Linked DNA regions of Homo sapiens: region 1 is linked to region 2. A link is a contact called in ENCODE Hi-C or POLR2A ChIA-PET data. All regions are on one chromosome and are shown on one strand. The core of a region is the stretch at or near the end of the contact, and the rest is flanking DNA. Distances in the headings are between cores, read along the strand shown. Region 1 holds the start of HEPH (hephaestin). Region 2 holds the start of MIR223HG (MIR223 host gene).

Evidence for each region. Hi-C counts contacts between places; a loop is a spot of excess contacts on that map. ChIA-PET counts read pairs that join two places held with the same protein, here RNA polymerase II (POLR2A). Pooled maps may share reads with other maps.
Region 1: a loop to region 2 is called in a map of GM12878, with 2.9 times the contacts of the local background. The contact joins the promoter of HEPH here to the promoter of MIR223HG in region 2. A Hi-C loop is called at or near these places in 2 of 168 maps with a recorded cell type or tissue (GM12878 and K562) and 4 of 50 pooled maps. POLR2A ChIA-PET finds 5 or more read pairs at or near these places in 2 of 52 experiments (K562 and activated T-cell).

The regions. Positions count from the first base shown.
Region 1 is chrX:66,162,810-66,165,515 of GRCh38, reverse strand. HEPH (hephaestin) reads right to left here and starts at 1,269. Exons shown (of 21, transcript NM_001367233.3): 1 at 1,046-1,269.
Region 2 is chrX:66,014,101-66,016,800 of GRCh38, reverse strand. It overlaps MIR223HG (MIR223 host gene), which reads right to left and starts at 1,340. Exons shown (of 3, transcript NR_170299.1): 1 at 1,250-1,340.

The DNA of each region.
Region 1 (2,706 bases), core at 20-2,519, 150 kb before region 2:
TCAGTTATACTACTTTGGGCTAGACAGGCTCATCCTAAACAAAGGATTACTCAACTGAATAAAGGAATGCTGAGCCATCTTTGGGGCCCTGTCTTCAATCTCTCAGCAGCCTTCCTAATAAACCCTCCATCAAAATTCACCTTTTGGTCCTCTGCTTTCTTAACTCTGTGATAGAAAACATACCGATTTGAAGTTAAAGACCTTGATTCAAATCCTATCTCTTGTCTGTGATAGCTATGTGACCTTTCAATAAATTATTTTAGCCTTAGTCATCTCATCCAAAAAATGGGATGATATTTTTTTCACAGGATTGTCTTGAGGCCCAAATAAAACCATGGATATTTGAGTCCCTAGCAAAAGGATTGCTTGTCATATAATAGATGCTGAGTAATGAAAAACTGAACGTGTTATAGATTCACACATGCATGAAACCTTTAGAAACCATCTTTTTCAATCACCCTCATTTGATGTATAAAAAACTGATACCAGAGAGGTGCAAGGATTTGCTCAAAGTCACGCAGCCAGTTGTTAAAAATAGCCAGAATTTGAACCAATGATTTCTAAAAGATTTTTGCTATGTAGAAACTAAGACTACTCAAATTCAGATGTTTAGCTTAGTTAAGCTATCATTTATTGGCTTACTCTGTGCCAATCTGGTCTCAAAATATGAAACCAAACATGGTTATTTTTAAGTAACTGAGTTCCCACTTACATAATCCTCAGATCCATCACCTCAATAAATTCCTCAACCTGTGAAACAGAAGATGAGCAAGCTATTTCGACAGGAAAATGAACTATTCTGTATGGCTCCAGGATTGGCCCTGAAACAGACAAGCCAGTGTAGTCCTGGCTATTTTGGCGAGAGGAACAAAAGGAGCCTATTGTCTCCTTTAACTTTCCTGCACATCAGCCAAACCTCCTCCAACTTTTTGGCCACTGACTTTTTCTCCTAGTGGCCAGGACTCCCTTAAACCCAGCTAAATAAACGTTTTTGCACAGGAAGGCAGGTGAGGTAGAGTTTGAAAAGAGAGAAAAGAAAGCTTACCTTTGCTAGAGAAAACTACTCCATATTCATGTCAGCGGCCCATTAATGCTGCACTGCAGACCCCAGCCTGAGTCCGCCAGCCATGTTCAGTCAGTATCTTGGTTACAGGGCCTTTCTCCTAAATTAAGTCCAGGATTCCAATTTGGCAGGGTTTACTGGGATGGGAGGATGAGGGAGGGGGAAGGGCTGGGTGCCCTCTTTTCCAGAAACAAAACTACTGGAATGTCCTGTTCCTCTGGGGCCTGGTTTGATACAAAACCCGGGATGGTTCTTTACCCATATCCGGGTGTTTTACAAATCCTGGTTAGGATCTCAGGAGGAATTACAAGGGGGTGGGTTGTACTTCTGTTATCAGGACTTGCTAATTGGTCTTTGCTGAGAGGAGAACACTGTCAGTGTGGCCAGCCAAAGCTCATGGGTAGATTTCAACAGCTCCATTTAAGAAATGAGGTAGAAATTGAAAGAGCCTCCATCTCACCACCTCTTCCCCTTCTTGCTCTGAAGCACAATTGTCAGCCCTGACTATTATTCTGAGGTCATGGCTGCTTAGTCATAAGTAAAAATAAAATTGGCAATAAAACAAAGGACTTTTTTTCTACATTCTAAGCCCTATGTTAACCATTTTACATGCATTCTCTTATTTAAGTCTCACAATTATCCTGTGAGATGAATACTCTAATTCTCTCTATTTTACAACTGAGGAAAATTCAGCTCTGAGAGGGAAGGTAACTTGTCCAAGGTCACACACTTAGGAAGTAAAAGAGAAGAGAGATTTGCTGGGTCTGTCTAAACTTTTAACCATGAAACCACCACACACAATGTGCTGCTTAGGGGAGAAACACAGTACTTTCAAGGGGGTAGAAGGGACTTCACAATTATTGAAAGCCTACTGGCCACCAGTCACTGGTGGATTTTTTTATATATACATTAACTTTGCCTCCGTCATTTCTAGCAGATTCTAGAGTGAAATTTTATATTAACTATATTTAACATTTTCCACCTGAGGAAACCAGATATAGCTAGAAGATAGCCTGGATTAACACAGGTCAACACCCTAAAAACTAAGACATGGAAGAATTGAAAATACTAAAAAGAAAAAAAAAACAAAATGTTCCCCCAACAATTCAGGGTAAAACTGGAGTCTGGATTTGTTTAAAGTCAAAGGTCATTCCCATTCCTGGTGGAAAGAGAGAAGAGTGAAAAGTCACTGTCCTGAGTCAAGTGACCAAGGTTCTCGCCCCACTTGCTCTAGGAGTAATCAGCTATGTGGATTTTGTGGATTTGGCCCACTCCCTTCTCTTCTCTGGGCCTCTTTCTATTTCTACAATGAGGGTCTTAAACTAGATATGGACCCTCCCAGCCCTGTAAATTTACACATCTAGAATTCCATGAAGAAAGTATAGTCTAGATATTAAACATAGAAGATAAAGAGGTTTCAAAGACACAAAGTATAGGGAAAGAATGAGTGGGGAGCAATTTGTGGCGACAGGTCTGAGAATACTATGCCTCTCTAAAAAGGACTGCATCTACCCAACAGACCCAGGTATAGGAAGGGGACAGGTATGATGGGGGTTCCACCACCTGATATTCTTACTTTGTGATGAGGAGATCTTGGCTAGGAGCAGACACTTTTCTCCAGGCAGGCTGGGCACATTTTCCTC
Region 2 (2,700 bases), core at 91-2,590:
GAAACTAGACTGGTATGCCTCTCCAATGGAGTGTATGTAAGAAAATCACATTCAGTTGAGAAATGTTCACCAGACCCATAGAAAGAAGACATAAATATCTATATGGGATGATATTAAGGGAATTTGAAAGCTCTTCTCTTGGTCTGTTATATTACTTAGAATAACATCATTTTTCCCCATATGAAATGCAAAATCCTCTACTGAAGAGCGTCATCAAGCCACTATTGTTGATGCAAAGGATGGGTCAGTTTTTATGGAGGGAATTGGAGGGAATAGACCAGAAGAATTAGGGGTAAGTAGGTGTCTAGGAATCTCTGAACACTCAGAGTGAGCCAAGTACCTGAAAGAAAAATAGAAGAAAAGAAGAAGTCCTCAGGACCATGCCTAAAAATCCCAGACTGCCTCTAGTATGAGCAGGACCTGTCCTGGGTCAGTTACAGGACAGGTCCTGCTGCTTGATGTCTCAGTCCTCCTAGGATAGAGCAAAAAGAGGACTGACCTGGGAGCCCAGACCCAGCTGTGCTACAGATTCTCTGTATGACTTTGGGCAAGTCCCTTTCTTCCTCTTTCTGGACCTCAGTTTCTTCCATATGTACCTAGTCTCTAAGAGTCTTTCAATTTTGAATCTCTAGGAGTCAAAGATTGGACTAGAAAAGAGGCTTTCATCTTTGAGTCATGCCTCTCAGAGAGTGCTATATGGATTACCACCAGCACTCTCCTCTTGAATGTGTTCAGCCCCACCCACAGTTACATATGCAAAGATTACTCTCATCTTCTTTCTTGACAGAGGGCTGACAATCATGAAAATTAGGAATCTAATAACCATGGGTCTCTAGACAGCATCTATCTAATCATTCTTTTCCTCTTTTTACTTTTTTATTTTGCAAAAGGGGTGAAAAAACTGTGTCCTAGATTGGAGAAAGGACTTACCCAAAGATACACATTGGGTAAATGGTAAAACCAGGACTGCTACTCAGGTTTCCTGACTCCTGGGTCCAAAGGCCATTCCACTTCCATGTGACTATCTCCTAAACATCCTGATTGGATAGAAAATATCCTATCCCCTTTTCCCCTCCATTAGAACCTCTAGGATAAAAGGCCAATGGAAGCCTTCTTCCTCCCACCTTTGACCTTAATCCCTGAGGAGGGTCTGAAGAGAATGGGATGGGCAGATCCAAGCCACCCTTGGCTGCCATGGACTCTGCCCCAGCTTGAGAATCCAAGAAGAGAGGGCAAATGGATACCATACCTGTCAGTGGAGTGGTGCCTTGGTCATGGAGGGGACTCTGATTCCCCAGTGCTGAGCCAACCTGCAGGGGCCAGATGGAATTGGGCTTTCTGCCGTGAGCAAGAAGCTTCTGTGTTTTGAAGGGCCCTTGGTGTCTTCAACAGGAAACAGAAATGAGGAAGATAAGACTGAGGTTAGCCAACGGAAATCTGGATGCAAAATGACAAAACAATGCTGTTGTGAAAGGGTCTGCTACTGCAGCAATAGTAGCAGGCCACTGCCCTGCCTCCACCAACTCCCAGCTGACCTTCAACAGACACTAACTTTCCAAGCTGCAGAGAGAGAGAGAGTAGAAAGCACCTGGCTGCCCTAGGCTCTGCCTGTGGGTCAAGGAGGTTTTCCCAGAATAATTGAGGGAAACCTGGAATACCAGAACTGAGACATTATCTAATGAAAAAACCCGTAGTCAAAATTGAGAAACAGAGCCTCTGAGGGATAAAAGGAAATACTCAGTATCACAAAGCAAATTAGTGGAAAGCTGAAATTTAAACCCATCCCCATGGACTCCAAATCACATGTTCTTTCACTCTGCCAGAATGCCTCCTGGTCCTGGAATACCATTTTACTTCCAACTTCTCTCCTGGCATACAGAACCAGCTACATAATTTGCAAGGCCCAGTAAAAAATGAAAACGATAGGCCCTTTATTTAAAAATTAAGAATATCAAGATGATGACAGCAGAACATTAAACTAAGTGTGGGGTCCTTCTAAGCATGGAGCCCTGTGAAGCTGTACAAGTCATATGCCTATGAAGCTGGCTCTGGGGCACAGTTATGACCACAAGCCACATTCTGTCATCTTGGGGCTTGCTGAAGGAAATAAATAAGGAAATTCACATTTATTGGAGTACTTATGATATTCTTTCATGTGTATTATCTAATTTATTCAACAACTCTCTGGTATGGTATTATTATTCTTATTTATAGGTGAGGAAACTGAGGCACACAGAAATAAAGTGACCTGTCTAAGGAAACAAAACTAGAAAATAATAGAGAAGGCAGATTTTTCACTCAGGTCTAACTCCAAATGTTGAGGTTTTCGTCTACTTTCCCACATTGGCTACAAGGAAGGGAGAAGAAAGTAGTTGACTTTGAGAAAGAAAAATTAGTGCCAGACCCCTAAGTTCAACTGTGACCTTCAGGCTAATGAGGGACATGAAAGGTGTGAAAAGAAGGTGGATGGTTTCTTAATGCCTCATGTTTGCAGTCTCCTGGAAGTCCCCACTAACAGCCAGGAAGATGATGAATTCCCATCATGCAGTGCCCTCCACCATGAATTCTGATGGCATGAAGGATGGGAGGGGCAATGCTTTCAGGTTATACTTTGATAGCTTTCAATGACTGCAGTGCCCAAGTCACAGTCCTCTGTCTACACTAGTGGAAGTATGGCCCTGAGTGATAGTCAAGCCGTGG